Linked DNA regions of Mus musculus: regions 2, 3 and 4 are each linked to region 1. A link is a loop called in an ENCODE intact Hi-C map of the cell type or tissue named here. Cell type or tissue: heart. All regions are shown on one strand. Region 1 overlaps Mgat5 (mannoside acetylglucosaminyltransferase 5). Region 2 has its middle 81 kb from the start of Gm41945. Region 3 has its middle 13 kb from the start of Gm41945. Region 4 overlaps Mgat5 (mannoside acetylglucosaminyltransferase 5).

Region 1 (8,000 bases):
ATAGAACCTCCAAGGAGACTCTGTGCTCCCTTAATAGGTTCCTATTAATATGCTTCCCCAGGATAAAGATAAAAATCTAATTCATATTAAAGTATAATGAAACAATTCCACTCCTCAAGGTATTCTGGGTCTTTCTTCTCTGCCCTGAGTAGCCAATATGCTTTGAACATGTGGTCTGATGCAAAAACACAAAGGTAAACTAGCACTTTGGAATCTCAGTTTTCCCCTTTCCTTCAAGTTAAGGCCAAGAGAAATGAAGACAACCGACCTTGATCAATGTCTGTGTATGAAAGGCAGTATAAAAGAAAGCATTGAATGGATTCAAAGACCATATAGTACTACGTGCAACTTACTCATCTGTTGAGGTAAGAGAGATCATTTCTCTGTGTGTTTATGTTTGTGTATGTGTGTGTCTGTGTGTGTATGAGAAAGAGAGGGAGGGAGGGAGTGAGAGAGAGGGAGGGAGTGAGAGAGAGAGAGAGAGAGAGAGAGAGAGAGAGAGAGAGAGAGAGAGGGAAGGAGAGGGAAGGAGAGGGAGGGAGAGCAAGCACTAGCTTTCTTGCTTGCTCTCTGCCTTCTTCTTCTGCCTCCTCATGCTCGTGGCATATGCCATTGTGCCTGAAGTGTTAAAACTATCTGTTTGTTTGTTAAATGTGTATGTGTGAGTTTCTGCATGTATGTGTAGTGAATAGATACATGCCTGGTATCCAGAGAGGCAAGAGAGGGCATGGATCCCCTGGAACTGGAGTTACAGGTGTTTATGAGCCACTGGGTGTGGGTGCTGGGACCGAACCCCAGTTCTCAGCAAGAATACTGAGTGCTTTAACCCCTGAGCCGCTCCTCAGCTCCCTCCAGACCAGAAACTCTCAACCTTCCTAATGCTGCAACCCTTCAATACAGCTCCCCATGTTGTGCTGACCCCCCATCCCCCATAACAGTATTTATTTGCTACTTCATCTTCATAACTGTGATTTTGCTACTGTTATGAATTATAATGTAAATATCTGATATGTGACCCCTGTGGGGTCAAGACCCACAGGTTAAGAACTGATACTCTAGCGGTTTCTGACTTAGAAATCTGTAGACTTGTAGGCAGCTCTTTTCTAATTAAAAGCATCTTTGGTTAAGGGGATAGGGAGGCCTTTGAGAGCTGTGACAGCAGGGCATGTGAGCCTCTTTGCCACAAGATCAAGGTCACCACTCCCCCTCAAAGCTGTTAGATGTTACTCTTCAGTATGAGGCAAATTAACCTTGGCTCTCCCTTGTTCAAGCACACTAGAACTTCCCACTTCTCCTTTCTCTTTAAAGCCCATCCCAAGCCCTTTCAGTTATCCCCGAATAGGCTTCCTTTGCGCGACTCCCCTCTCACCCCTTAGTGTTCATGTTGGTCTCATGCATTTCAGGCTGGCTTTGAACTTGCTATGTAGCCAGTGATGACTTTGAAGTTCTTACTCTCTTGCCTCCACCTCTAAAATGCAGGAATTACAGGTGTAAGCCACCACACCCATCCTGGGTATTCTGGAGATTGAACCCAGAGCTTCTGCATGCTAGACAAGCATTCTACCAAGGAGGCTCTGTCTCCATCCGGCCCTGCTCAGCTATCATTTACCTTGATGGTGCAGCCGCTCTCTCATGCTTGCAGAACAGAACAGATATGGAACTACTAAAAAATGGGAAGCACTCTGCTACACCCCAGTACAGCAGCTAGGACCACAGGCTGTGTGTGGACAGGCTCAGCTTCTGTCCACTCCCTCTGGGGTCTTAGACTCCTGTGGGATCACTAGGGGGTCATCTGGATGAGGTCATATGTGCAGCCACTGACGGGACTCTCCACTCTCTTTTGCTTGTGGGCTCATTTAAGGGCTGACAGAACCACCCCATGTGGGTGCAGCCCATGTGGGTACTTCAGGGTCTCTTCTGCCCTCCCCACCTTCAGCACAGTCACATGGGTGGATGACAGCAACTATGGAGGACAATGTGCACGTCTTCAATACTGGCTGACCTGGGCACTGTCATGGGACACCATTCCCTGGGCATGAGGTAGTAGAGCATGTTCAGGAGTGTCCCCTAGTGCGTGTGTGCATGTAGGTGTATCTATGCATGTGTATGTGTGTATTCCTGCATATGGAGGCCAGAGTTCAACTTCAGATTACTCCTCAAGGGCCATTCCTCTTGTTCTTTGAAACAGGGTCTCCTCCTAGCCTGGAGCAAGCCAAGAGAGCTAGGTTGGCTGGCCAGCAAGCCCCAGATTGCTCATCTCCTTCCCTTCAGGTCTAGGATTACAAGGGAGTGCTCTCATGCCTAGATTTTATTTTATTTTATTTTAGGTATTCTAGGGACTGAACTAGATCCTCCTGCTTGTGTGAAAGCATGTAAACGACTGAAGCTATTTCCACAGCTCCAACTTTTAAATCTTTTATGCACCAAGAGAGTCACTAACATACAGAGGAAGAGAAAGTATTTGCAAATTATGTCTGCTAGATGGTTAGTACCCTAAATACCTAAGGAGTGTCTATCACTCCATAGCAAAACACCCTGAACAAACCCCATTTAAAAAATAGGCAGAGGATCTAGGTAGATATCTCATCAAGACTGCCACAGATCAAATGTGGAGGAGACAGAGGGAAGAGTTACATTTGATGTACTATTTGGGGTACAAGGTCAGAAAAGTAACCCAGAGGGGAAAGAAAGCAACGGAGTTGAAAATGAATGTTCTAGAGAAGGCGCTGCTGTGTCACACTAGGCGTTTCCAACGCTGTGATTTCCCAGGCAAAGGCCCCGAGGGATCCTGCTTTAATGTCCCATGCATGAGCAGCCAGGAGAGTCACTAAGTACCCAGACATAACAAGGAAGCCAATCTCATGGTATCTTGCACACACCTGTGTCTGTTCAGACACAGAATCCTCCTCGCCTTTGCCACACTCATCACCCACACTGAGCTGTAAATGACTTATGCTTATCGCCCCAAATGAATCCCAGCACTGCTCCAGGGTGACTCATCACCCACCGCAGGTTTCAAGAGCATCTGCAAAGGCAAGTGGAACAAGGCTCCTGTGACAGGCTCTGGCCGTGAGGGGACAGGCTGTCAGCACGGTGGGCTGAGGGTGGGCTAAAGACTCAGGCACAGCTTTCATCATTTATGATGTCTTGTCTCTGGGGTCTGATGTTCTCCTCTCTCCTCTCTCTTCCCTCTCTCCTCCCTCTCTCCTCTTTCTTCTCTTCTCCTTCTTCTCCTTCTCCTCCTTTTCCTTCTCCTCCTCCTCCTCCTCCTCCTCCTCCTTCTTCTCTCTCTCTCTCTCTCTCTCTCTCTCTCTCTCTCTCTCTCTCTCTCTCTCTCCCTCTCCCCCCACCCTCTCTCTCTCTGTATGTGTGTGTGTGTACATACCCCTACAGTGACTAGGTCAACCTTGGGTGTTGTTCAGGCACATCTAATTGTGTTTTTGAGACAATGTCTCTCATCAGCTTGGAACTCACAAAGAAAACTAGACTCCCAGGGATCCACCTGTCTCTGCCTCCTCAGTTTTGGAATTTTAAGAGTCTGCAATCATGCCTAGCCTCTTACTGAGTTCTAGGGAACTAGTGTGTATGGCGAGTGCTTTACTATTGACTAAGCCACGTCTCTAACTCTGAGGCTGATGTTCTCCAAGTAATCACTGGACACAGTTCCTTCGCTCTTCACCAGGTACAGTGGAGAGGCGAGCAAGCACTCCCCGTGGCCTCCTCACTCATTCTAGCTGTTAGATGGGATTAGACCAGGACACCCAGGATCATGAGAAGCAGAGTTAGGGTGGGAGTTGGAGGCTTTGCTCAAAGGACAGGAGCTCTCTGTGTGAGCATGAGAACCTGTGTGGAACTCCTCCACACACGCCAAAGATGCAGGGTGGGCATGACATCCCAGAGCAAGCTGGAGAGCCGGAGTGGTCAAATCAGTGAGCTCTGAGTTCAGGGAAAGACCCTGGCTTAGTGGATAAAGTGGAGATGGAGGGAGGAAGACCCCACACTCACTTCAACCTCTGGCCTCCACATGCATGTCTGTACACGTGTGCATACCTTCATGTGTGCATGCATGCACACACAGGAGGACCATATGCACACACAAACCCAGAAGCATAAAAGAGATACTCACCTCTCTCAGTGTTGGCTTGCCAATGAAGAAGTCTGTGTTTTTGCTGCTTTTGGGAGGGTTGAACTTGGGGTTCAGGAAAGCACATCCATTCGCGATGGCCTCCAGGGGAGCTGGGCCTTCATAAGGGAATCCGAGCCCAACGAACAGCTGTAAGACAGGAAAAGACATCACATGGAGATACCAGTCAGACTGCCTCTCAGCTCCTGCGGTCTGTTTCTGTGGCTGCCTCTGATGTTTTGCAGGGGTCTTAGATCTCCAGGTGGGTGACTTGCGACAAAGAGAAGGGGCGTATACCAGGATATGCAGAATAACATGTGCAAGGGCCTGCAAAGGAACTTGCCTTGTTCCCATCTCCTTTTCTGATGTGAAAAAAAAAATGTCAGGGACTGAGGGGCAGGGAGGGCAAGAGTGTAAATCAAAACCAACAATAAAACCCAGGACCCAACAATCCTCTTTCTGTCACTCAGCAGGCGACATAACTAGAAAAACACTTGCTTAACTAAACAGAAGGTTTCTTCACTCAAGCAGGGAACAACAGGCTCTTTCAGGGACTCTGGGGGCCAGGAACAGAAAGGTCACTTGGCGGTTTGATTACAGTTCAAATGAAACTGCTTTCGACCTTGGGAGGTCAGTAAACATGGGTTTTATGATAGCGTTCTCACTGGGGACACCACTAGCTGGCTGGTTTTGCTTTTTCTTCTGTGGGAGCAGAGGTTTCAAACTGCAATTTCCCAGTTTCCCTCCCAAGCTAGCAAAACCTCAAGTTTCCCTAGATGGACGGTAGATGGCAGCAGAAACAAGCTAACGGTCCTTAGAAAGCCCACAGTGGCCCGAAGCTGCTGGGACAAAGGGATGCTCAGGCAAGGGTCTGTAAGGTGCACAAAATGCAAGTCTCTGTGCATACCAGGTACAGGGGACAGTGTGCTGTGAGTGGCAGTCACCAGGCAGGGTCCAATCCTGGCTCTCTATGCCCACACGCAGAAGCCAAGTCTTAAACACACCAAGTGACAAGGGGACATGGGTGTCTCGTGCCTGGTGGGTGTGAGGTAGGGTGGCAAATGCTGAGGTTCCTTGCTCTCTCGTGTTCAGAAAGACCCAGGTCATTTCCACCAAGTAATGTAGCCATTCAGGCTGGAATGAAGATATTTTAGAGATAAAGAGACATTAGTGCCCCTCCCTTTGGCAACCAGACATAGAAACCAGGAGCCCCACGGAACTGGGATTTCCCCTGAGTCTCACACTGGGAGAAGAGTTGTCTGGTGCTGGCCTGGCAGGGGTGGTAGTGGTGGGAACACTGCTTGTCCTCGCTGTGTCAGAACTCCAAAGATGAACTTGGGAGGCACTAGACCTCTTTCTTTGTTTCTCTCCCCAGTGTGGCTACAATGTAACTCTCTTTGCTCTTCACTGCCATTGACCTCTTTTGTTGACCCATTGAGGAAACATGGCTGAGCCTGCCGTGCATGTTAGGGCTGCCAGGGCCCAGACCTGACCCTAACAGCTGCGGACACAGGACTGCATCAGGCACTCTGGCTCTTTTCGACTCTAAGAAGAAGGTGCTAGGCAAGACAGGCAGGGTCTTGGCAGGTTTAAGGAGAGATGCTGGAGCCCAGAGTGTTTCTCCACCTCTGAGCATTGTGTCTGCCAAGGAGTGCTGATAGCCTCCTTAACCCTACACTGTCATAAACAACCCTGGGAGAGATGGGAGCAGCACATGCCTTAGCCATTCCAACAGAGAATCCTGGTGGGCCATGTGATCTCCTTTTAGATCAACCAATCTGAATCTACTAAATAAAGGATGAGCGGCTATTGCTTGATGAACTCAAATGTGACCTAAGTTTAATTATATCTGAATAATAATTTGCACCAACTCCTAGGCCCTCCTGGCCCAGAGTATCTCAGTACACATAAACACTTGAGGGGGCTGGGGAGACAGCACAGTGGGCAAAGAAGTGCTTGCTGTGCAAGCATCAGCAACCTGAACTCAGATCCCCAGAGCCCGACAGAGCTGGATGCAGGAGCATGTATGTGCAATCCCAGGCTCCTACAGTGTGATGGGAGAATCCTTTGGAGCCTGAAGGCTAGCTTGTTGGGCATACGCAATGGTGAACAGTAGCCACCCCATTTCAAACAAGATTGGGGAGGAGAATGAAGACCTGAAGTTTTTGTCTGATGTTCACATGCACAGTGTGGCATTCATGTAGCTGCTTTCATATATGCGAACACACACACACATATGCATACATACATGCAGCACTAAACACTTTGCAACAGCTCCCCAAGCCTCAATCACCATCTGTCAAGGACTCTTAAGCAAACGCCACACCATTTCTTAGCAATGAGTTTTCTTGTCACACTAGTTAAGGTGACATGCACTGACGTATGTCCTTGAAACACTGAAATAACAGTTTTCTATCAGCTGTCAGTAAGCAATTTTCCCTTAGTTCCTATGTACTCATTACCTGTGACAGCACAATGGAGCACATGTATGAAGGTCGCATAGCATCTCTAAGAGTTGAATAAGCGCAGCCTAGGTAGAGAGAACTCAGCATCTCCACTCAGAAGCTTCTGCCCACAGACAGTCTTTCACACACCTCACCATGTCCCCTTGCCCTTTCTCTTGATCCATCACTGTGCCTACTTGCAGCACTTCCTCCCTCCCTTCCTTCCCCGACCTCTGTCTCTTGTCTCCTTTCTTTCTGAGGAGCCCATATTTATTTCCACTATACCCCTATAAATTTCTTTACCACAGAAGAGAGAAATGCAAGACAAGAAAGCAACCAGGCCTGGGGAGAGAGCCTGGTGGGCAACACTACTTGTTCCTGAGTTTGAATCCTCATCACTCAGGTAAAACTCTGGGTGTGGTCACATGCTCCTGCAACTCCAGTACTGTGTGGGTGGGGACAGGACACTGCTGGGGCTTGCTGGTCTCCGGCTGAGCTCCAGGTTCCTCACGGGAATAAGGCAGAGCATTGTAGAGCAGGACACCCGCTGTCGTCTTCCAGCCTCAGCACAAATTCACATGGCTGTACACATCTGCATACCTGTGTATGCACATACATACATGCACAAAGACTGGAGGAAGAAACCATTCGAGTGCTAAGGTTCGATAATTCCATGGGAAATTGGCCATACTGTATGGGCTTAAGCCTGCTCTTCAGAAGGTCAGAGTTTAACAAGGATATTCTAGATGTCAGCCATCTCCATGGTCACAACTCCAATTCCACCAATGAGTGTTTCTAAATAGAAGGATCACAGGCTCCAAAATTAAAATTATGACAAGGAAGATCAGACAAAGGAGCACATGTTTTATTCATAGCAAGGAATGGGGCACCCTGACACAGTCACTGAGATTTTTTTCTCTGTTTTGAAAGAAAAAAAAGAGAATTGTTTTAACCCTTAGTGAGCCAATGAAGATTCTTTTAACCATTCCTGGCTTAGCTGAACTGGGTTTGTTCAGTTTCATTCACATCTATTATGCATGCGTGTGGTTATGTGCGCATGGATGTATGTGTGTGTAGAGGTCAGAGTGGTGTCTTCCTCAGTTTTTTCCTATTGTTTTCTGTGATAAGGTCTATCTATTTCAGCTGGGCTGGTTGGCCAGTGAGCCCCAGGGATCCACTGGCCTTCATCTCCCCAGTGCTGGGATTAGAAGTGAGTACCACTACATCCAGTGTTTTAGATGTGGATTTTGGGGGATCAAACACAGGTCCTCCTGCTTGGAGACAAGCACTTCACCAACAGTTATTTCAGCTTCAGACATTTGAATTAATTACTTTTTTATGCAATGGTATTTAAACCCAGAGACTCACATATAGGGGGAAGTACTATATCACACACCTGTATACCTATGTGTGTATATACATATACACCTACA
Region 2 (8,000 bases), 350 kb after region 1:
ATGATAAGTGCGTTATCCACTGAGCCATCTTTCCAGCTCAAGGTTTTCATTTCTCATCAAGCCTAATTTATTAATTTCATCTCTACTTGTCTTCACATGTTCATATATGTGTGTATACATGTGTGTACGGATGTCCATATACATGCATGCCGGTGCAAATGAAGGCCAGAAACCAAGGTAATAGATCACCCTCAATTGTTCTCCTTGCATTTTTTTTTTTTTTGGAGACAGGATCTCTCATTAAACCTGGAGCATTGAAAGTCATCTGGCCTGGCTGGCCAGCAAGCCCAGCATTTCCTTATCTTCCCCTCTCAGTGCTGAGATTACAAGCATGTACTGCCCCCACAGTGTTTTTCTTACATAGGTCATGCGTGGGGTTCAGAGTCGGGTTTTCATGCTTGTACAGCAAGCACTTTATCTTTTGAACCAGTTCTGCAGACCCTAATTTATCAATAAAAACTCTTTCAGTGTTCACACTTCACACATCCATCTCAACTAAATGTGTGTGTGTGTGTGTGTGTGTGTGTGTGTGAGTCAAGGTCCTATATTATGTGAGTTGCAGTCCTGTTTCTAACTGGCTCCTGCACTCTCTGCATTCCACTGTGAGGGCTGTCTCCCTGCTGTCAGGCCTGAGTCAGGTGCCCTTGTTGTGATGCACACCCAACAAGTATCACATAGGGAGAAGTTGTTGACATGAAGAAACATTTGTGTGTTTAAAGCTCTCACAGCTTCCAATCTCTCTGGCTAATCCACGAGGCTTGTAGAAACTTGTGGTCTCTCCTCGTAACTCTGAAGGCCTACTGACTAGATCTTTTACAAAGCAGCTCCAAGGCTCAGGAGACAAATCCAGAGACAGTGACAGCCAGCCCTGAGCACATCTTATTATGGAGAGGCTCCCTCATGTTTCATGGACACTTTGTCCCTTTAGATCCCGTGTCCTGTGTCCACCAGTCACTGATGTCACTGGAAAATATAATATTTTAGCTTATTAATTTCTGCATCTTTAGTTGTAATATTGAGTCCCCATGACCTGTGGTGACAGTCACCACCTATCACTGCTGAAAGCTAAGACACTTAGGTCAGTGACTTCCAGACAGTGCCTATGTACTTGTTCCTCCATCTTTATCAAGAGCCGGACTTATCAACAAATCCCAGATCACGTAAAGGTCCACACATGGTGTCTTATATAATTGAAATGGCAGTCATCACAAAACCATCTCCTTCTTGTCTTGAAGAGTATCTTTCCTTTTCCCCATCCTTATTCAGTGGCACACTGTGTGTCTTTCATTTTTTTCTTGTTTTGTGACAAGGTCTCATGTAGCTGGATTTGAACTTGCTGTGTAGATAAAAATGACCTTGAACTCCTGATCTCCTGCACCCACCTCCCTGGTGCTGGAATTCTAAGAATTCACCACCTCGTCCAGCTTAGGCAGTACTGTGGACAGAACCCAGGGGCTTCATGCATTCTAGGCAAGTGCTCTACCAATGGAGCTGTATCCCCAACCCGCTCTTTACTTCCTGTTACTACCTGAATCTGTAGACTTGTTGGCTTGCCCGCTTGTATCCATGTCACTAATTTTACTGGCCTCTGTGACATAGAGTCTCACCAATGGCTTGACTGTCATTACTAGGTTCTATCATGATCAGCTGCCAAAGGATCGTACTTGCCTGATCGCTGAATTCTTGTCTTTCTGCCCTCAGCCTCCCTTTCTCTTTCTACCACATCTCTCTACTTTCTCTTCCTGACTCCTTCAAGAGTGCTCCTTAAAGATGTTTTCTGAGTACTCAAATACAACAGTTTAAAATGCCCGATGGCCAGCTTTACTTCCTCAGAATAAAGTGAAAACCCTTCTCCAAGTTTCTCATAGTCCATCCAAGCCCCTCCTTCCAGTCACATGCCAATCAGTCTTCATCGATGCTTGACACTGGTGCAGAGCTTCCCATGGGACAGTTCTAGTCCCATCCTGTTGCCATGCCACTGGGACCTCAGACAGTGCAGCGTTGCCAGACAGCTGGAGCGCTGCGGGGAAGGAGCTTGGCTGTCTTCCAGTAGCCCTGCCAGGCTCAGAGCCCTGAGCAGAACTCAGCTCATCCTACATCAAAGAACCCATTCCATTCTCCATCCTGGCTCGTGTGTCTTCCTTGGCATGCCCACTGGCAGATTCCCCTCTTCCTATTCCTCTGTGTCCCAGCATGATCAAATCCTACCTGTTTTGGGTTTGCTTTTATGTATTTGTGTGTGTCTGTGTTTGTGTGTGTGTGCATGATGTATATGTAAGCACACACATGCCACGGTGTGCATGTGGAGGTCAGAGGATGGTTTCTTAGAAATGGTTCTCTCTTTCCACTGTGTGGACTCTGGGGATCAAACTCAGGCTGCCAGACTAGCCATCAAGCCCATGTACCCACTGAGCCATCTCCCTGGACTGCTTGGGTCTTTCTAACAGCCACTCATTCTTTGTAAAGTAATGAATATTCCCCTGTTGGGGGCTCCATTATAAACCTAGCTATGCATTGCCTTCCTGATGCTGTCCACCAAACTCTTCCATTAGCCTGACTTTTAGCGGAAATTTTCTGCCTCAGTGTACCCCATTAGGCTGAGCACAGCTTTGCTAGTTTACGTGGAAAATAATGGATGTCCACAGTATGTGGTCTCACTACTGAGAGCTTTAAATTTGCTTATGGAATTCATATTTCTTTTTCTAGTAGACAATGAGATGCATCCGGATGGGTGGAGAAGTAGAGTCTGTTGTGTTTAACAAAACGCAGCATCAGAAGAAAGGACAATGGAAATGTGTGTGGAGGCAGAAGGGCAGATCTTGATCCAGATACCAATCTCTCTCTGCTATTACGCACAGTCATGAAGTGGAGAACAATCGGTTACTTTCTAAACTGTCCCCATGCTAGCTTTCACTATCTGATTTAATGTTCCAAAGCTTGTTTGTTTAAACCAACCAGTAAAATACTATATTCAGATATGATTCTGTGTGTGTGTATCTGTGAGTCTCGATGTGTGTGTCTGTGAGTATCTGTGTCTGTGTGTGTGTGTGTGTGTGTGTGTAGCAGGTGTGTGTACGAGAGTATTTTGTTCAGGTGTGTGTACGCAGAGGCTAAAGTCAATGTCAGATCAGGATATTTTCCTCTTCCACCCCGAACCCTTAATTTTCCTTTGTTTATATTTTTAAATTGTGTGTATTTGTGCCTGTCTTTGTATGTGTACTTGGTTGGGCCCAGGTGCCCACAAAGCACTTTTGATCCCTTAGAGTTGGAGCTACAGATAGTTGTGAGCTGCCCAAGATGAGTGTTAGAAACTGACCAGAGCAGCAAGTGCTCTTAACCACTGAGACATCTCTCCAGCTCCCTCCTACTTGTTTATTTGAGACAGTCTATCACTGAACCTGGAGATCATCAATTTGGCTAGATTGGGTGGGCCACTGAGCTCCCAGAAATAGGGCTGTTTCTGTCTCCCCAGTGCTGGGATTCTGGGTGTGCTCTGCCACACTGAGATCCAAACACAGGTCCTCACGCTCGCACAGCGGGCACTTTCCCTGCTGAGCCATCTCCCAGCCTGGCAGATATTTTTGGATGGCGTTGGCTGGGCTGGCTATGGTGTCTGAAGCGGCTCCTTTATTTATGACACAGCTAGCTACACAGCATGCTTCCTGCTGGGATCTGCAGTGCTTTCTCCAATCAGCCCCCAGGCAGGTGTAGATCCGAGCACCGGTTCTCTCCCTCTTGTGACTCACAACCCAGATCCAATCCACTGGCACGCAGGCTGATGGAACAGGTATGTGAGCTCACCCTCCAAGCTACCAAGTTCTATCTGGAATTCCACCAGCCCCCAGCTTTGTCATTTCCTCTCTTTGTTGTAGAGACAGATTTTCTGGTTCATTAACTTTGTTGTATAGTTGTTTGGCTGAAAACCACATTAAATACATTTTGGAACAGTCAAGTTATAAATAAAACCAACATGAAAAAGGAACAATAGTGTATCATGAAGGGGGAGGGATGGAATCCTCATTTTGGAAATTGTATTAAATGTAGACAGGTAGAAAGATGGAAGTGAAAAACAAACTTAAAAATTATTTATGTGTGTGCGTGCACATCTGAGTGTAGATATGCACCTGTGTGTGAGGCAGGCCAGAAGACAGTGTCAGATCCCCTGGAGCTGGGGTTATGGGCAGTTATGAGCCACATTATATGGGTTCTAGGAACTGAACTCAGGTCCTCGGTAGAAGCAACAAGCTCTCTTAGCTGTTAAAGATACCAGCTTGGGTGTATAGGCCAGATGACCATCTCAAGTGTCATTCCTCAGGGATAATTGATCTTGGTTTTTAAAGCAGCTTCCCTCATTGTCCTAAAGCCCAGAGTGAGGGAGAGATGGTGTCCCAGAGTGAGGGAGAGATGGTGTCCCAGAGTGAGGGAGAGATGGTATATGTACTGGCTAGTTTTGTGTCAACTTGACACAGCTGGAGTTATCATAGAGAAAGGAGCTTCAGTTGAGGAAATGCCTCCATGAGATCCAGCTGTAAGGCATTTTCTTAATTAGTGATCAAGGGGGAAGGGCCCCTTGTGAGTGGGACGATCTCTGGGCTGGTAGTCTTGGTTCTGTAAGAAAGCAAACTGAGCAAACCAGGGTAAGCAAGCCAGTAAGGAACATCCCTCCATGGTCTCTGCATCAGCTCCTGCTTTCTGACCTGCTTGAGTTCCAGTCCTGACTTCCTTCAGTGATGAACAGCAGTATGTAAGCGTAGGCCGAATAAACCCTTTCCTCCCCAACTTGCTTCTTGGTCATGATGTTTGTGCAGGAATAGAAACCCTGACTAAGGCAGTATACCAGGAGTGAGGGAGAGATGGTGAACCTGGCGTGAGGGCTTTCCTCAGCTGAGCACTGACACCCAGGGTAAAGGAAGCCTCCAGGGCTCCTGTTCACATTAATCACTTGCAAGAGAGTTCCTTCTCACTTGCTGTGCTGCCTTCTGGAAGACATCTTGTCTTTACTTATTAAACTTCCAAGGGAGCACAAAAATGTCCAAAACTCCATATTTTCTACCCAAGAGTTTCATAAACCCCCCTGGCTATTCCTCCCCTTTAAAAACCCCGGGGGAGATTTTCTCTGAGCCACATGTTCTTCACTCCCATTTACCTGAGCCTGGACGTGAAGAAAACTCTCTGCTGCCAATTTCTGTTTCATGGTTTGTTTTTAGTAGAGGCAGTAGATAGGGAAATAAAAATATTAAAGCCTGAATGGAAATATCAGTCTGGTGTGAGGTGTGTGTGTGTGTGTACATGTGTGTGTGTGCACTTGGGGGTGGGCTAGGGTTTGACTGTATGTGACTTCCTCTATTAAACTTCATCTAGTTTTTTGAGATTGTGCCTATCACTGAACCTGGAGCTCACTGACGACCGAGATCCCTGGGGATCCTCCTTTGTCTGCCTTTCCAGAGGAGGCCTTGCATGTGTGTGCTTCTGCAGCAGGCTTTTTGACATGGATGCCTGGCATCTGAACTCAAGAGGCCTCGGTCTAGTACACACGTACACACTGAGCCATCTCCCTAGTCTCCTACTTGTACACTTTGGAACACAACAGTAGGAATAACATAAGCACTTCTCTGTATTTGGGATTTTTGAAATATATCAAATATAACTTAGAGATGTCTCATGTCAATACAGACTTCTGTCATTATTGCTGTACAGTGTCCCATTGTCCACTATGGAGTAATCTATATAATGAGACCTTTATTGTTGGAGACTTGGGCTGTCTCCAATCTTCTAACACAAACAGTGATGTAATGAGCATGCCCTGTTACTGTGAACACTTGTCATTATATACGAGGGCACTCAGGCCTGTCAAATAGACCCAGAATCTTTTTACTGCCAAGCCACTGGGTAAACAAGTCTTAGCTTGAAGAGATTTTGCCAAATTGGTTGTGTTTGCTAGTGTGCTGATTAAGAACGACTCTTACACCTCAGAGCCAGAGAGGTCAAGGAGGCCACAAGAATATCCACAGAATTAGTTAAGCTGTGCTCACAGGGGCTCACAGAGACTGAACTGACAACCAAGCAGCCTATATTGGGTCTGACCTAGGCCCTCTGCATATATGTTATGGTGTGTAGCTTAGTCTTTTTGCAGGACTCCTAACAATGGGAGCAGGGTGTTTCTGATTCTTTTGCCTGTTTTTGAGACCCTTTGAGACCCTGGGTTGCCTCATCCAACCTTACCATGAGAAGAGGTGCCTAGTCTTTCTGTAAGTTGAGATGCTGTGCTTGGTTGACATCCCTGGGAGACCTGCCCTCTTCTGAAGGGAAGAGAAGTGAATGGGGGGCTAGGCAGACAGGGGACGTGAAAAAGGGGACTGGGAGGAGAAACTGTGTTCAGGGTGTAAAATATGAGAGAAGAAAAAATTAAAACATTTAAGAAGGAGTCGTATCTATGTTCATAAGGGATCTCGTTTTATAGTTTTTCTTTCATAAAATGCTTTGGTAGCTTTCAATATCAGGATAACGTTTGCCTTAAAATTGTATGCAAGAGTGATGGGTCAGGGGTTAAGAGCACTTTTCTGTTCTTGCAGAGGACCGGGGAGTTTGGTTCCCAATCCCACTTCAGACAGCTCACAACTGCTTGTAACTCCAATTCTGGTGGATATGACACCATCTTCTGGCCTCCACAGGCACCTGCACATACACACATACCCATACATTTTTTAAAAATTTAAATAAATTCCATATATTCTTAGTTCTTCAATCTGGTGCAGAGTATATAAGGTTGATTTTCTTATTTCTTAAATATTTGGTGTTTTGTTAGTGAATCTACCCAGTGTTGGAGTATCCCCCATGATAAAGATTTTCAATTAAAGATTTAAATTTTCAACTGAACTATGCAAGGTGACATTACAAAAGAGGAAATATCCGTGGCCTCATTTTACAAAGATACTCTGGTTGCAAAAGGTCACTTTACCAGTGATTTACAATATTATGATTAACACAGTAGTCTCAGAAATATTATCATGGCTTAGGAGGATGGCCCAGTTTCTAAAGTTACTTTTGTTGCAAATGGGAACTTGCACATGATCCTCAGAGCCTGCATAAAAAGAGTCAGGGTGGCAGAGAAAGAACTCTACAGTTTAGAGCACTTGCTGCTCTTCCAAGGAGTCCTAGTTCCCAGGAGCCATGTTGGGCAGCTTACTACTTCCAGCTCCAGGGCTTCTGGTGTCCTCTTCTGGCCTCTCTCAGCATCTGCACAGATGTGAACACACACACACACATACACACACACACACAAACACACATTTTCAAAAAGAGTGATCCATGGTGGTTCATGCTTATAATATCACCACTGTGGAGGTGGGGCAGGTAATCCCTGGGGCTCAAAGGCCAGCCAGCCTAGCTGAGTCAGGGAGTTTCAGGTCAATGAGAGAACTTGTTTCTAAACACAAGTTAGTCACTGCCAGAGGAATAACCTTTCTAGGAAAGAAAAAGTTCTCTTTTATCTATTTGTGGCTTTCAAACTCATCTTCTGGGTAAAATCCCTTTTGACCATTGTTTTAGGGTTTTATTGCTGTGAAGAGACTCCATGACCAAGGCAACTCCTATAAAAAATATTTAATTTGGAGCTGGCCTATAGGTTCAGAGGTTTAGTCTATTATTGTCATGGGAGGAAACATGGTAGCATGCAGGCAGACATGGTGCTGGAGGTAGGTTAGTATTCTACATCCCGATCCACAGTCAGCAAAAGGAGACTGTGTGCCACACTGGGCATGGCTTGAACATCAGAGACCTCAAAGCCAATCACACAGTGACACCCTTCCTCCAACAAGGGTACACCTATTCCTACAAGGCCATACCTCTTAATAGTGTCACTCCCTATGGGCCAAGCTTTCAAGCACATGAGTCTATCATGGGCCATACTTATTCAAACCAACACAAACATCAAATGCTAAACAGCAGAGGCAGCAGGATCTTTGTGAATTCCAGTCATGCTTGGTCTACATAATGAGTTC
Region 3 (8,000 bases), 450 kb after region 1:
ACCTTAGGAGGAGGGGCCTGCTTGCATCTGTCCGGGGAAGGAATTCTTGCAGCAGTAACAGAGAAAGCTCTCATTCTGGAAGGACCCTGAACCAGGAATCAGCCAGCCAGGGAATCTGACTTCACCCCTTCCCTTATTTGTGGCACCACTTGATTCGTTCGTTCATCCCTCTTTGTTGCAAGACAGAGAATAGTGGCAGCTTGGCACCCTTACAGGATTAGTGGGAGGATCTGATGGGGTGGAATTATTATCCTATTTGTAAAATGCTATAAGTGTATTATTTTTCTGCCTTCACTTAGAGCTCCCCGAAAGCTGTCAGAGAGTGGCAAACAAAAGGATGTCACAGCTCCTGTCACCTTTCATTCCTTCTTAATGAATATCCCCCAGCTAATCTGCAGTCACTGAGGACTCTCATTAATATGGAACTTATATAATTCATAAACAGCTACAGCAGCTCAGAAAGGGCTTAATCAGTTGCCTTCACACTTAATTATTTTTAAAACCTCAATAATGGTCAAATGAGCTGCATGGCACTTTAATTAATTTGCATTAAGCCCAGAGGTCTTGAACGAGCAGCTGAGTTTATGAACGCACGGTCTAAGGGCTTGGCAAGGGCACATCAAGCCTGAATGAACATCTGGGTTAGTTCCCGTTGGTACCTCCCAAGTCAGTCTCTCTGTGTGTGAGTTCTATTTACATAATTCCTTTCTTTGTTTATTTTATTAAAATTGGCCTTGAAGCCTCTGAAAGTGAGCTCACTGCTGTAATTTGCTGGGGAGAGCTCTGGTATTAGCTACGGGTCTCCATTGTTTATTTCTCCCTCCTCCAATTTTTAATAGAGAGATGAAAGGATATTACTTTAGTTTTCAATTTTATGTTTGATTTATGTGTGTGTGTGTGTGTGTGTGTGTGTGTGTGTGTGTGTGTGTGTGTGGTATTGTATGCCTGGCAGGGCATGTGCTCCTGTTATGTGCCTATGGAAAGAAGAATTGGTGTTTTGAACTCTCTATCTCAGTGGGTTGGCAATCACTGCACCCAATGGAAAATCCCCAATGGATAATCAAAGACCTCTTGCACCCATTCAACCTGAGCCACATGCAACTTTGAACTGGTTGTGTGTGCTCAGTTGTGGACGGCTAGGCTGATCCTGATACAAGGCTTTCCCCAAGGGTCACAACTAGGTTCCTTCTCTAAAATCAGGAATACTCTTGGCAGAGCCAGTGGGAACAGGGCTCTGGGGGGAGCTGTAGATCCTGAGAACTCACCTCTTCCCACGATAAGAAGCTATGGTTATTGGTTCCAAGGCCACTGGTCTCTGACACCCAGGAGATAGTCTATGTTCCCCTTTGCAACATTGTTTGATTAGCCAACTTACTCCCATTATATGATATAGCTTTCCTTTGACACGGCCCACTTCTCCCCTGGGAATAGTATATATACTGCTGTACTTATTAATAAGCTTGCTTGGCATAAACCATGGCTTGCTCAGGACGTCTGGGGTTCACCTACTCCATCTCCTTTTTCTCTGGTTCCTGCAGCCTTTCTTCCTCACGATTCTGGCACTGAAGAATGACCTGCTAGTCCGGGTCACTTAGTGACATACATTGCTGCTTGTCCCAAGCCCCAGATGCTGCTCTTTCAAGTACGGCTGACAAGAGAATTTATTGCCCACAGTACCACCTCTCTAGATTTTGGGTAAAATCCTGTCCCATTCTGAGACATTTTTAAATTCAAATTATTAGGTGGACAAAAAAGAAAAAGAAAGAAGGGAGTAAAGGAGACATACACGTGACTCATTTCGTTGCTATGTTGCCTTTTGAAGTATTTATTTCTAAAAATCATGTGTGTGTGTGTGTGTGTGTGTGTGTGTGTGTGTTGTGGTAATTATGTGCACAGATGAGTTCAGGTGCCTATGGCATCCAGAAGATGGCATCAGTAATGCACTGGAGCAGGAGTCACAGGCACCTGTGTGCCACCTGATAAAGGTGCTTGGGATACGGGTTCTCTGAAAGGGCAGTGTGTGCATGTAATCCCTGAACCATCTCTTCAGCCTGTCCCTGGTAGAGTTCCTATCATTCCCAGAATGCTGTTGGTTCTAGGGAAAGAAAGCAGTCTTGTGGCAAAGTTGACTGTCATGGCTCCCACCGCCCCTTCAATTCTGTCAATGGTCAATGGCATTGAATGTTATCAAGAGACAAAGTAGTGAAAGGCAGCTAGCTATTCAGAGTAAATAGTTGGGGCACTCCCAGAATTTGGAGCAATTAAGTCTGCTGTAACATGCAGTGTGGATTGTGCCGTGGTTTGTTAGAACACCTGTTAGACTTAGGTTAGATTTAAGAGCCAAGTGTTGACAGGAAGTTGATGATCTGGCCTGTGTAAACTTTTGGGGTTAATTAACAGAATGGGTATTGTTGGGAAGTCTCCTTGTATTAACCTTAGGACCTGGTAGGCCATGCCTTGCAACAGAAATGCCAAGCTAGGGAGGGTATGGAACTGGCATTATCTGCCACAGATGTTTAAATCAGCAGGTTAGGTTTCAGCTAGTGCCATGAGTTCTAGCCTAGATCTGAACTTCAAGTGAGCAAACTGGTTTATTCAGAGCTACAGACAAGCTCTTGGTCACAAGGTAAAAGTAGAAGTTATCAATTAAGGAAATCAGGTCTTTTGAGGGGGTATCTTGTGATAGAAGAGAAATGGACAGAGAGAATGGGGTTAACTGCTGCTCATTATATAGCAATTGAATATAGAAACTTGCGAGTCATATAGATCTGTGTTCGAGTCCTGCCTGGACCATACAATGTAGTACTGATACGTTGAGTTTTTCTGGGTTTGTAGCCTCATATACAAAGGGGGACATTAGGGAATGAATTGTATCCTTCCCATTCATATCAATCTCTCTCTCTCTCTCTCTCTCTCTCTCTCTCTCTCTCTCACACACACACACACACACACACACACATCCACACAGTGTGGGGTGGGGGTCATTTAGCCTAGGCTGGCTTTGAACTTCTGGTGTAGCTGAGAATGACCTTGACCTCCTGCCTCCTTCTGACCAGTGCTGTAGTTACAGATGTATGTTTTAGTTATAGTTATAGATGTATGCTAGCATGCCTGGTTAATGTAGTGCTGGGGATCAAACTCAGGTCTTTGTGTGTCCTAGGCAAGCACTTTTCCAAGTGAGCCACATCTCTAGCCCTGAAATCCTAACACTGAGTCTCTTAGAATGAGACTATTTGGAGCTGAAGTCCTTATGGGGGACAACGAAGTCAAATCAAGTCGTTGTTATAACCTCTAATCTCATGCATTCGGTTTTCCTATGTCGTGGTTTGAATGTGAAATGTCCTGTGATCACATGTTCAAATCCTTGTTCCCAGCTGGTAGCACCATGTGGGAAGGTGGTAGAATCTTCAGGAGGCAGTGCTTTGCTGGGGGAAGCAGATCACTGAATGTGGGCCTGGTCACTTTCCCCTCCGCCTTCTTCTTCCGGAGTGCAGATAGAGTGTGAGCAGCTGCCTCACGATCCTGCCGCCATGCCTTCTCCACCAAGATGCACTGTGCCCTCAAACTGCCAGACCAAATAAACCTTTCCCACCTTAAACTGATTTTGTCAAGTAGAGCAACAAGACAAGTTACCTCTGTAAGAAGAGTGAGAACACAGGTTCCAGGGAGGAGACTGCCATCTACAGGCTGGAGGAAGAGTCAGAGTGAAAACTGCTAGAAACTTAACTCCTGGATTCCCAGCATTCAAAACATCGAGGAAATACTTTTCCGTTGTTTCCTCAGCTTGTCTGTGGCATTTTGTTATAGCAGTCCTTGCCAGTGAATGCAATGGGTAGCAAATTTTTATACATTTCCTATGCTTTGTGGATTAATGAGCTCTAGAGTCAAAATAGGTACTAGAGAATCTGACATTGAGCAATGCAAATTCTCTTATTGAATTATTATTATTAATTATTATTGTTATTATTATTATTATTGTGTGTATGTGTATGTAGGTCAATGAACTGGAGAACGTGACCTGAGCACAGTCATGCATTGATTTATTGCTCTCTGTTCTTGACTATGAGTGTGATGTAACTGGCTGCTTCAAGTTCCTGCTGCTTTGATGTCCCCGAAGGGATGTTTTGTAACCAGGAATTGTGAACTAAAATAAGCCCCTTTTCATTAAACTGCTTTTTATCCAAGGTATTTTATCATAGCAACAGATGTGAAAGTAGAACACCGCACTACAGAGACACATGCCCACTGAGAGTCACTATGTTTCTATTGTCTTTCCCAGATCAATGGCATTTGATCCGGCTACACTTCATGTCCTGTACTACAAGAGCAGATGTAAATATCGTTTGAAATACAGTGCATATGGGGGCATTCTTCTTATAAGCTACAAATGGTTTCCTTAAGACTTTGATTTATTGCTAATCTCCTTTCCCCATTCGCTAATCACTGAACTTGACTGCAGTTGAATATGCATGTGTGGGAACCATGGGAATTACTACTGGGAAGCCAGGGTCGGATTAAGCAGTTAATGCTGAGTGGAGAGCAAAGAGCAAAACCAGATCAGAACGCTATGACAGAAGGGCAGACTTACAGAAGACTTTGGGGTAGCTGTACTGTGACTGAAGTATTAAAGAGTATGCAAGGAAAAGAATGGGGAGCAATGGTTCTCAGCCTGGGCATTGAGCAACCCTTTCGCAGGTGTTTCCTAGGACCATCAGAAATATCAGATATTTATGGTATGACTCATAACAGTAGAAAGATTACAGGTATGAAGTAGCAATGAAAATGATTTTATGGTTGGGGGGGGGTCACCACAACATGAGAAACTGCATTAAAGGTATATATGTGTGTGTGTGTACACATGTGCTGGCTACAAAAGGACATTAGATGTCCTGTTTTATCATGTCCTACCTTGTCTCTTATTGAATCTGGAATAGGCTGATAGCCAGTGTGGTGGTTTGAACAGGTTTGGCCCCCATAGACACATGTGTTTGAATTCTTGGCCCACAGGGAGTGGCACTACTCCTTGTTGGAGTAGGTGTGGTCTTGTTGGAGGAAGTGTGTCATTATGAGGGTGGGCTTTGAGGTTTCCTATGCTTAAGCTCTGCCCACTGTAGAATCAGAGCCTCCTTTTGGCTGCCTGCAGAAGACAGTCCCCTTCTGCTGCCAGTGGATCAAGGAGTAGAGAGCTCTCAACTCCTTCTCCAGCACCATGTCTGCCTGCATGCTGCCATGCTTCCTGCCATGATGATAGTGGACTGAACCTCTGAAACTGTAAGCCAGATCCAATTAAGTGTTTTCTCTTATAAGAGTTGCCTTGGTCTTAGTGTCTCTTCACAGCAATAAAACTGTAACTAATACAGACAGGAAGCCCCCGCTATCCTCCTGTCTCCATCCCCAATGCAGGGTCACAGGCAGGCATGTGACCAAGCCTGGCTTTTCATGTGGATACAAGAGGTTCAAACTCGGGTCCTCGTGCATATACAGCAAGGGCTCTTACCTGCTGAGTCATCTCCCCAGCCCTGGGAATGAATTAATTTGTGATTTGAAATTGTTCAGGTAAATGATCCCAGGACTAGAATATAGCAGCTTGGCCCAAGCTCTTCAGAGAAGAGCCTGCTGCAGAATTGCCTGGCTCTTTTTGGACCTGGCTGTGGACAGCATCCGAGAGGAAAGTGGTTATTACTGCTGTCACCTGAGAAGGAAGGTTTCCTTGGGGATAATTGAAATAGAACACATCCACCAGGCTGGTTGCCTGAAGTCTGCAGGAACAGTAGGTTGACCAAGGAGTCCCCTGGTAATTTGAGCTATTCTCAGTTGAAAAATCAGCACTTCCTTCTTTCTTCCCAGACCTTCGGCAGACTGACTGTGAATGAAACTCAAGCAGAAAACAGAAGTGATGGACACGCTGGGTTGGCAGCTCTCCGACCCAGAGTGTGAAGTAGGATTTGATTCAGCAGAAAACAATTTAGAGGGAAACAATTCCACCTCTCTGGATGCCCAGGTCTACAGGAGGCTAAATAACTTCAGTGACTTGCCTGTGCTGTAAAGACAGCTGAGTGTCCAGGTCCTGATGGTACCCAGCGGCAGAAGGACTAGAGCAAGAGAGGCCTGTTGGGCCATCTGCTTCAGAGCCAGCCAGCCATGGGAGGCCAACCTTGGACTGAGCCTTCTCTGTATGGGTGTAGCTACACAACTTTGTAAGTGGTGTGTGTGTGTGTGTGTGTGTGTGTGTGTGTACATGGAGGCCAGAGGTCAACCTTAGGTATATTCTCAGTCATTTTCCACTTTAATTCTTAACATAGTCTCTTTCCCTGGTGGTCAAATCACAGGTTTGGTGATTTGACCAGCTTTGGTTACCATCCCATCTCTACCTAGCACTGCAGTTACAGGCATGTGTCTCTCCATCTATTTTTTTTTTTTTTTAACTTGCTTACATGGTAAGCACTTCATCGACTGAGCCAGTCACCACAGCTTCTCTGCTATCATAAAAAAAAAAAAAGATTTACTTTATTTTTGGCTATGTGAGAGGGTGTGCATGTGTAATACATGCACTTTGCAAGTGTGGATCTTAAGGGGCCAGGAGTTATTGAATTTCCTGGAGCTGGAGTTCAAGATGATTGTGAGCTGCACAATGTGGGAGCTGGGAACTGAACTCTGGTCCTCTGGTGAGCAGCAAGGGCTCTTAAAGACTGAGCCATTTAAAAAAGGAAAGCAAAGCATGGGAGTTTTCCAGAAGGCCAGGGACCTTCTCTCAACTCTCCTCTCCTCACGTAGCCTCAGAATGACTTGAGAGCCCAGACAAAGAAGAGTAAATGAAAACAGTGTGGGATGTTTTTCTGGGAGACAAGTCCCTTCTCAGGATGACACCAGGCTTCAGACTTTTTCTTCTTGATGGAGGGGGTTCAATTCCTTAAGGTCCATTGTTTCAATAATCTTCGAGCCAAGGAGAAGGGCACAAGCATCTCTTAAGAATATCCACATTCATGCAAGAATAGTTATAGAGGTGGCTCAGGACTGGGCAGGTACATCCATAGTCATATGCACCCCAACCCTAACCTATAACACGTGAGCAGGTGGGCCTACCCTCCCCATGTAAAAAAGACCCGGTCCCAGGGTGGGTACCAAGAACAACTGTCTCCCTAAGAAAACTCATTACCTTGAAGAGAGAGGATGGGCTGGAATAAGCAGGTTTCCCCCTCCTGTCTAATCAGGCTGCCCCTTGACAGGAAGATATGGGGGAAGGGAGTATGGAGTCAGCATTGCAGGGAAACAGCATCTTCCTTCAATAACTGGCTGAACCAGGTGGTGTTCCGACTCATTCAGGAACTTACTGGGCAGCTCCCTCTTCTCATGCCTTCCCTCTCTCCAGTTCTCCTCTCTACCCTCTCGCTTCTCTTCTCTTCTCTTCTCTTCTCTTCTCTTCTCTTCTCTTCTCTTCCTCTCCCTCCCCTCTCCTCTCCTCTCCTCTCCTCTTCCTCTCTCTCTCTCTCTCCTCTCTCTCTCCGTGTTCCTACTCTCTTCCTTCTCCCCTCCCCTGCCCTCCCCTCCCCTCCCCTCCCCTCCCCTCCCCTCCCCTCCCCTTCTCTTCTCTTCTCTCTTTCTCTCTCTGCCCTCCCATCTCTTTTACCCCCTCCTCTGCCCTCCCCTCCCCTTTCCTTCCTTTCTTCTTTCTTCACCTTCCTTCCTTCCTTCCTTCCTTCCTTCCTTCCTTCCTTCCTTCCTTCCCTTAGATCTAATTTTATAGTGTTCCAGAGCCTCAAATCTGTTGAGTTTATTGCATGTCCATAGCCACATTCTTGCTACAGGACTTCTTATGATAATTTTATTCATGGTTGTAGGTAATCCATGTCTTCTGTCATTGGTCTGTTTAAAAACCACAAGTCACCTTATCAATTCCTTTCTTGTTTCCATCTTTGCATGTTACCCTATTTGTTTGTGAAGTTGTCTCTCTGTAGAGATTTTTGAAAAATGTGTTCCATCCTGTTAGAACAGAATTTTCT
Region 4 (8,000 bases), 76 kb after region 1:
TTATCCTTTTCATAGTGTTTGTATTTAGCTCCTGAAAATAATCTTCTTATCGCCTGTTTAGCGAATTATCACTCTCCTTCTCCCTCCACAAGAAATTGCACACTAACAGAGGGGCTTTACAAGTTTACTGTTTCCTTTTTGTATTCTGATTTTCAGATTGAAGAAGTAATTTCCTTACTCCTTGAGCTCAGCCAGTGAGGCCGAGATCCGGATGTCATGGCCCAGCAGGTACAGAGATGTGATTAAGTCACTCCACTGAACGAGTTCACCCAGAGGGCCACCGCTGAATGCTGTCTCCGCAATCTTGAAGCCCGATTCCTTGGTCAGGAGCCCCAGGTGAACAAGGATCTGCGAAACAAAGAGGAGACACTGACTTCTGGAGCCAAGCTCAAAATGCTCAGAAAGCCCATGTGAAGGTCCTGTGCACACCACAAAGGAGTCAGCCATGCTAAGGTCCTGTGCATACCACAACAGAGTCAGCCAGATCCAAAGAAACCACTAGAGTCTCAGGATGGGGTATGCCATTTTTAAAGAAGGTATGAAACAAGGAAGGAAATAATTTTCCACTGTTTTAGATAAATAATAAAACCATTAGCTGCTCTTGGTAGAGTCATGAGTGTTATAGACAGATTAACATGGTTTTTAAAAATGGAGTACATGGCTGGGTCAATCAGGAAAGAATCTGATCAACAAACATGAGGTCCTGAGTTCGAATCCCTAGAGCCTGGATGCAACTGGTACATGCCTGTAACTCCAGTGCAGAGGAAATGGAACCGGCTGGACAGGCTGGCTAGTGCGTCCCAGGGAGCTCCTCGGTGGGCTTGCAAGCATGTACTGCTACAGCTGGCTTTTTTATGTGAGATCTGGGCAGAGAACTCAGGACATGGCTGTGTGGCAAGTTCTATCAGTTGAGTTCTCTGCCCAGCCCTCAATTCTGTTGCTGAAGCACAGTCTAATTATGATCTGTGAGATTTGTTTGCTTTTAAAATATAATTCCATGAAAATAAGCATATTTCATGTTTCAATGAACCTTGGTTTCTGACTATTCAACCAACCCAGTTTGGCGGTAGGGAGCCTGCTCAGTGGGTACCTCCATTCTCTGGCCAGGATCCTAGCAGCCTCTGGTAGCTTTTCTGCTCTTGGATAGAAGAAGATGTCCTAAGCTCATCAAGTGCAATTTCTGTCTCAGATCTTAATGAGCCATTTCCCCAAGAATCACTTATCCCACCTAGTGCACACAGCATTACAGATCAAAGGCCAGTTCTCTAGGGACTCTACGTAATTGCTATTTGGAGCCTTTTGCGATGGCCCTGGCTAGCAACTTCATTTTCCCTCAAAGACAGAGTAAACTATGGGTTCTTACTGGAAGTGCCAATTCAAACATGTGTGTGTCTCTCTGTGTGTGTGTGTGTGTATGTGTGTATAAATATATATAACCATGTATTTATATACCTTCAGATATTATCGTCCATCTTTTGCTGGTTATTTACTTTCTTTTACAATGAAAATTCCACTTTGCAAAGATAGGCACACAGTAAGTCATTTTCTATACTCTGATGTTCACAATGGCTCTAGAAGAAGACTATTGTGATAAGAGTGTCACATTTTTTTCAAAGTGTTCTTTGTTCATTTTGTTCATTTACTGTGTTCTGCAGAAACAGCAGCCCCCCCCCCCCCCCCTTCGTGAGCTTGCATCAGAACTGAGGTTTACCAGGTCAGCTCGGCTGCTTCATTTTCCTTATGATTTTTTTTTACACTTTTATTCTTTTTCTCTTTTAAAATTGGAAATAGATGTTTTTCATATAATACATTCTGATTATGGTTTTTCCACCTGCACCTCCTCTTAGCTCCTCCTACTTCCCTACTCATCCAAGTCTACATCCTCTCTTTCTCTCATAAACAGGAATCTAAAATATAATAAAATAAAGTAAAAATGAACAATTCAAAATAGGATAAAGTAAACAATGGGAAAAAAGTGAGGTATGGCTTTTTTTAAATTAAAAATTTCATCCTATGTAAATGGTTCTAGTGTCAAATCGACAGGTATGAAGTCCTGAAGTCTGGTGTCTATGCTGGCCACACCCACTCTGTTCCTCTCCCTCCCTCTTCTTTGACCATATAATTCTTTTCTTACTGTGGAAAAATATGTATAGGTTAACATAGTGGTCACTGTTTGTTTGTTTGTTTTGTTTTGTTTTTTTTTGTTTTGTTTTGAGATAGGGTTTCTCTGTGTTAACAGAGCCTTAGATGTCCTGGAACTCACTCTGAAGATCGGGCTCCAATTCATGCCTGCATCTGCCTCTCAAGTGCTGCAATTAAGGGTGTGTGCCACGACTCCAGGTCTTTGGCCACTGTTTCAGTGCACATGGTTTAGAATTGTCCCTTCCCCCATATCTGGTTTCTGAAATCAGAAGCATTCCAAAGCTTAGGAATAAGTCATAGTGGATAAGATCCACCCCCCCACCCATCCCGTGTGTGTGTGTGTGTGTGTGTGTGTGTGTGTGTGTGTGTGTGTGTTGGTGGTGGTGGCGTACAGAGAGCCATGTATGAAGAAGTGTATTCCTGTGTCACATTCACAGGGGACAGAGGAAGACATGAGTATGGGAAAAGGCGGGCCCCTCAGGGCGGGGCCAGGAGGCTGAGCTCATCCACCTCGATGGGATGTCACTTGACACATGGCATCTCCTTTCCTGATGTTTCCAAGCAAAATCAATGTTTAACAGAAAGCAGGCACGTGAAGGGACAGAATGAACAAACTCACTTTCTTCCGTTTCCTCTTCTCAAGGTTTTGTTTCTCCGCCAGAGACTTGATAGCTTGGATCCACGCGTCAGCCATTCGCCGGATCCGAAGCCTCATCCAACGGAACTCCTCGTGCTTCTTCATCATGCCGTAGAGAATGTTAAAATCCGTACGGATTTCCGCCTAGCAGGGAAGACGAAAGAAATGTAGCAAAGGGAGCAGAAGATTAAAAAGTAGGAAGCAAAATGATTTCGTTTTTAAACCTGAGAGTCAATTAAATCCAGGATTTCAAAAGCCCATCTTTACTCTGTACCGAGGGTGGGTGCCGGCAAGATGGCTGAGCAGGGACAGGCTCTTGTTCCACAGCCTGAGGATGACCTGAGTTCAATCCCTAGGACCCGCACGGTGGAAGGAAGAGAATCGACTCTTCTAAGTTGTCCTCTGGTCTCTACATGGTCATCCTGGCAAGCACATGCCCATATACACATGCATACACACATAAAATGAGTATAATTAAAATACTTTAATAAGCAAGAGTTGCTAGGGCTGCAAGTTGAAACGATGGCCCCTGACTGCTGATGTGTTGTTACAGGGGGCATCATTAAGAGATCAGAGACCGAGAAAGGAAGCCAGAGCTCTGCTGACGTCCAGTTCTCACAATTAGCATACACGATGCACCTACAAACTCCCTGTGTCTAAGTGCACTTGTGTCTTGGAGTTGTCTGCTAAGCAGCTGACCACTAAGAAAAAAGTATCCCTGGCTCCAACCTGCCAGCCAACACTCTGAGGTCACCAGGGGGCCTCCTTTGCTCCAGAATAAGATGAGAAATGAATGATCATTGTCTAATCTTCATTGCCTCTCTTTGTGAACCATGTGGGTCCTCAGGAACCAAACTTTGGTCTGTAGGCTTGGCAGCAGGTGCCTTTACTTGCTGAGCCAATCTCACTAGTCCTATTATTTTGCACATGATGGGGTCTCTGGTAGCCCAAGATGGCCTTGAACTCTCTTATGTAGCCAAGGATGACCATGACTTCTAATTCTCCTGCCTCCACCTCCCAAACACTGGGATTAGCGGCATGGCCCACCATGTCCAGTGTCCACCGTGTTGCAGACTGAACGCAGGGCTTCTGACATGCTAGGTATGCACTCTACCCCTATTGGCCCCTTTATAGGAAGTGCCTGCTTTGGGTTAATTAGAGAGGAGACTCGGTGGTTAAGGGTGCTGCCTGCTCTGGCAGGAGAGTGGTGTGCAGCTCCCAGCACCTATGTGCATCTGTGATTTGATGCTCTCCTCATGCCTCTGTGGGCCCCGACACATACATGGTGTACATAAACCCATGCAGAAAAGAACATATGCATGCAAATCAAAACATTAAAAAAATAACGAAGGATTTGCTGACCTATAGTCTAAAGAAAATGCCCCAGCTTTCAAGATAGCATCGAAAGGTCTCTGGAGTCCCCTCCTATTTTCCTAATTGTATCTTCAAACCTCTGACCCTGCCCACCCAACCTTGCAGTATGATATGAAAGACGGACTCCCCATGGAGACATGCCTCTCTCCCAATGGCACAGAGAACACGACTTGTCCTTTTAAATTCAGCTCATCATCTTCTCTATGGAATCTCCCTTGACCTCCGCAGCTGAGACCATCCTTCCTCATTAATCTTCCTTAGCAGGCGCTAGAGCCTAGTGACAGGCCTGGTCATTATTTACCGCCAGCCCCCTCATTAGATCACCCAAGGCCTCCACATCTGGCACTGAAGCCCATTCCTCTCTGTGGCCCCATTCATTAGGGACCTTCAGAGAATTGCTCAATAAATAAATCTACGTTAACCGGTGTATGATTTGGCCAGCTAGACTTGAGATTTCAGCTGGCACTTCCAAAAGGTGCTGTGTGTATCTCACTTAACATCAGACCTAAACGCACAAGTGGAAGAAGAGTTCCAAAGTCATTTACCAATGAGTTATGATCAGCTTCTTCATAGGGATTTTTTGCTCTCCAAGGTAAACGAGGACACCAATTTTCAACCTGAAAGAGATAAATCAGAAACACTAAGTATATTGGTTCATCTTTCAGTGGACACAAACGGCTAAGAAGAGGGCTGAGAACCACTTCCAACGCACAAGGAACATGGTGTTTATACGGGATATTATTATCCAGATAGGAACCAAACTCCTGCCAGATGTAGGTGCCCTCTAAGGTGCAGAAACCTTCAGCCAAGGTCTTAAGAACCTGTTCTATGTTACAGGGAGTGACTTCTTCCTCAACTAATCCCTACTCTTCCATAAGAGGGAAGAAGTGTCCTCTGTCAAGAGGTTAAAAGATTTGAACACTTATGCAGGGGCATGGCAGTGTGAAGGAGTCACCGTGTACCCTTCAGCAAGTGGACACAGATGATTTGTGATCAGCTCAGGTGTGTCTAAAGGGAACAGATGGCATTCAGGCCAAAAAAAATTATTCTCTGCTTTGAGGATCAGGAATGCAAACCATAGTTTAATGCTAATTAGTCAAGGTTTGTTTTCTGGGTATTTGCCTGACACTGCCTCAAGAAATAAGATGGGTAATGCAGGACTGGTGGCTCACACTGGTCATGCCAGTACCCAGGTTGTGACAGCAGGTAGATCAGATGTTCTAGGCTATATAACAAGTTCTAGGCCAGCTTGAACTACAAGAGACCCTGTCTCTAACAACAGCAAAATAGAAATGGATTACATATCTATTCAGTGATCTTACAAGAGTTCTTCCACAGAAGGGTCTGTCTGCACACAAGCTGTGTCCAACCTTCTAACATTAAGGCAACTACAAAGTACACACACACACACACACACACACTCCATAATGCTTTAAGCAAGTCTATAATTTTGTGTGAGCTTGCATTCACAGTTCTCTTGAGCATCTGTGGCTTACAGGCACAGGCTGAACACACCTGACTGTTGGGGGGAGGAAGAAAGGAAGGAGGAGAAAGACTGGGCTTATATATATTTCTTCAAGAAAAGCTACCAGAGATTAATAATTGATTAATTAATAATAGTTGATTAATAATTATTGATTAGCAATTAGCAATTATTAAGCAATCATTGTTAGGAAGGAGCTCAAGGCATGGCTCAGATGTTAAGAGAGACTGAAGAACTCACAAAGGACACAGCTCAGTTCTCCCATCACCCACATGGGGCAGCTCACAACTACCTGGAACCCCTGCTCCAGGGGATCTGACCCCTTCTTCTGGCTTCCAAGGGAGCTGATCTCACATGCAAAATTAAAATAAAAAATTCTAGGAAAGGAAAAACAAGAAATCCATTGGGTGACTCTGACATTTGGCCTCTTTATCTAAAATAGCTACAAAATCTCAGTGCTGGCATGGTTATCCCTTTATTAACTCATACAACATCACTAAGGATGGCTCAAGAACTGGCACCAGAAATCACTGTTCTTCAGTTAGGGCGGCAGGTAAGATTTTACAGAGGAGCATCGTTTAGGAAGTCACTGACTCAGGGGAACTGTAGTCTTTTGGGTTGGCAGATCAATCAGAAAAAAAAGAAAATCTGTCTTTCAGGTTTGGGTAGGTTTTCAAAGAAACATGTCAGTTTCAGTAATCTAGAAGTTACTCATAATGCGAGGTGGTATTTACTGTGACCGAAAATAACTGGCCATATTTGCATAAAGCCATCTGCTGTTGGTGAGAAAGCAGCTGAGCTCAGGGCAGCAAGGCTTCAGGGGTGGCAGGGAAAGTGCAAGATTCCCCCTTCTTGTGGAGTAAAATTAGACTTGGGTGACTGTTTGTGAGTGACCGCGCTTACTCAGAAACTCTCCCCCTGGGGAAAGTGCAATGCCTTCACTCATAAAAAGAGAGAATACTAAGCTGCCTGAGGCCCACGGCTTAAATCACCGTGGACCTTCACCAGGGTGACTACGAAAGGCACCAGACACAGCTCCACCGCTCAGGAAAAGGGAGCAGAAGAGCAGCCTGACTAAGCCCAGCGTTTCAGCCAGTCCCAGGGACGCCACACACATCCGTGCTTCCTGCTCTTGGGCCAGACTGATTCACTTGGCACCAATTCAGTTTTAGTAAATGGACTCAATAAAACATCCCTACGAAGCAGATTTATAATACAAAAGCTTCAGATGGGTCCTGGGCTTGACTGCTAGACCTTCAGCCATGCATGTAAGTGTTATGTATGTACACACACACACACACACACACACACAGCATGATGTCAAGAACCCTTACAAATAAATACACAACTAAGTTCATTTTTAAAAATTACTTTTATCCTCACCCACTTGAATTGTCTTTGTTATGTGATATATGTATGTTTCCCTGTTTGTGTGTCTGTATATGTAGATGTGTGCACATGTGCATGCATGCAGATGATAGAAGTTGATGTTGGATGTTTTCCTCCATTACTCTTCATCCTCTCTCTCTCTCTCTCTCTCTCTCTCTCTCTCTCTCTCTCTCTCCCTCTCTCTCTCTCCTTCCCTCCCTCCCCCTCCCTCCCCCTCCCCCCTTTTCTTTCTGTAAGTGAACCTGGGGCTCATTCATTCAGCCGGGCAGCAAGCTCTAGGGAGCCACCTGTTTTGCCTGCCCTGCTCTAGCGCTGCAGGTGCAGGCCCTGGAGTCAGCGGCTTATGTAGGTGCTGGAGAGCCCAGCTCAGATCCTCCTGTGTGAGCAGCAGATGCCTGACTGACAGGACATCTCCACAGTCCCTGGATAAGTGAAGCCTATATAGGAACCTGTCAGGATAAGAAAAAAATATCTCCCCATGAAGAATATAATAGGAAAAGATGAAGCAAGACGAGGAATAAAGAAAACCACCACCAACTGTGGTGTGCCCGGATATGGCTAATGCCCTCCCTCACATCCCTCCACCCTCAGGTCTCACTCTGATGAAAACATAGTCAGTCCAAGGTGATTTAGAATAGGACTTCACTTGAGAACTCTCAAGGCTGTAATTCCTTTTGTGAGCTGACCGTTTTTCTTAGTTCTTCTTTCTCTAAATCACTAGCTACTCCTTTGCTGCCTCCAAGGACATCTCTGCAAATATGGAAAATAGAGTGGTCCAATTGAGCTTTTAGGCAGAAATTTCAGCTCTGCATGAGATTGGAATGGTGGAAAAATAGATAAAGACCTTAACCCACAAAGGGAGAGTGGGCTGAGGTTGTTTTCCACCGCAAGGATGGGATAACTAGTTGATGGAATAATTAAATTATATGTAAACCAATTATCCTGTGGGAATAAGAGGGAAAACAAAAAAAATTT

What was found. Hi-C counts contacts between places; a loop is a spot of excess contacts. Peaks named below come from ENCODE experiments on the same cell type or tissue, not always from the same donor. Only the 100,000 strongest peaks of a DNase experiment are listed, where the experiment ranks them.
Region 2: it touches region 1 in a loop (2.2-fold over the local background); 6 of 42 quality-filtered maps call a loop at or near these places.
Region 3: a loop joins it to region 1, with 6 times the contacts of the local background. A loop is called at or near these places in 36 of 42 quality-filtered maps.
Region 4: a loop joins it to region 1, with 2.9 times the contacts of the local background. A loop is called at or near these places in 2 of 42 quality-filtered maps.

What each region holds. Positions count from the first base shown.
Region 1 is chr1:127,456,109-127,464,108 of GRCm38, reverse strand. It overlaps Mgat5 (mannoside acetylglucosaminyltransferase 5), which reads right to left. Exons shown (of 18, transcript NM_145128.3): 14 at 4,127-4,273. Gm41947 (a long non-coding RNA gene) reads left to right here. Exons shown (of 3, transcript XR_001779393.2): 2 at 239-365. Among named protein-coding and RNA genes, the nearest start is that of Gm41947, 19 kb to the left of the region's middle. In heart, a CTCF peak has its summit at 4,905 (motif pointing right); a DNase peak (open chromatin) is centred at 5,028; H3K27ac peaks cover 675 bases.
Region 2 is chr1:127,101,701-127,109,700 of GRCm38, reverse strand. No RefSeq gene overlaps it. Among named protein-coding and RNA genes, the nearest start is that of Gm41945, 81 kb to the right of the region's middle. In heart, no CTCF peak of the experiment used is centred here; no DNase peak of the experiment used is centred here.
Region 3 is chr1:127,007,744-127,015,743 of GRCm38, reverse strand. No RefSeq gene overlaps it. Among named protein-coding and RNA genes, the nearest start is that of Gm41945, 13 kb to the left of the region's middle. In heart, a CTCF peak has its summit at 3,691 (motif pointing left); no DNase peak of the experiment used is centred here.
Region 4 is chr1:127,379,691-127,387,690 of GRCm38, reverse strand. It overlaps Mgat5 (mannoside acetylglucosaminyltransferase 5), which reads right to left. Exons shown (of 18, transcript NM_145128.3): 7 at 4,699-4,770; 8 at 2,762-2,923; 9 at 179-348. Gm51746 (a long non-coding RNA gene) reads left to right here. Exons shown (of 6, transcript XR_003948718.1): 6 at 157-235. Among named protein-coding and RNA genes, the nearest start is that of Gm23734, 8.6 kb to the right of the region's middle. In heart, a CTCF peak has its summit at 3,534 (motif pointing right); no DNase peak of the experiment used is centred here.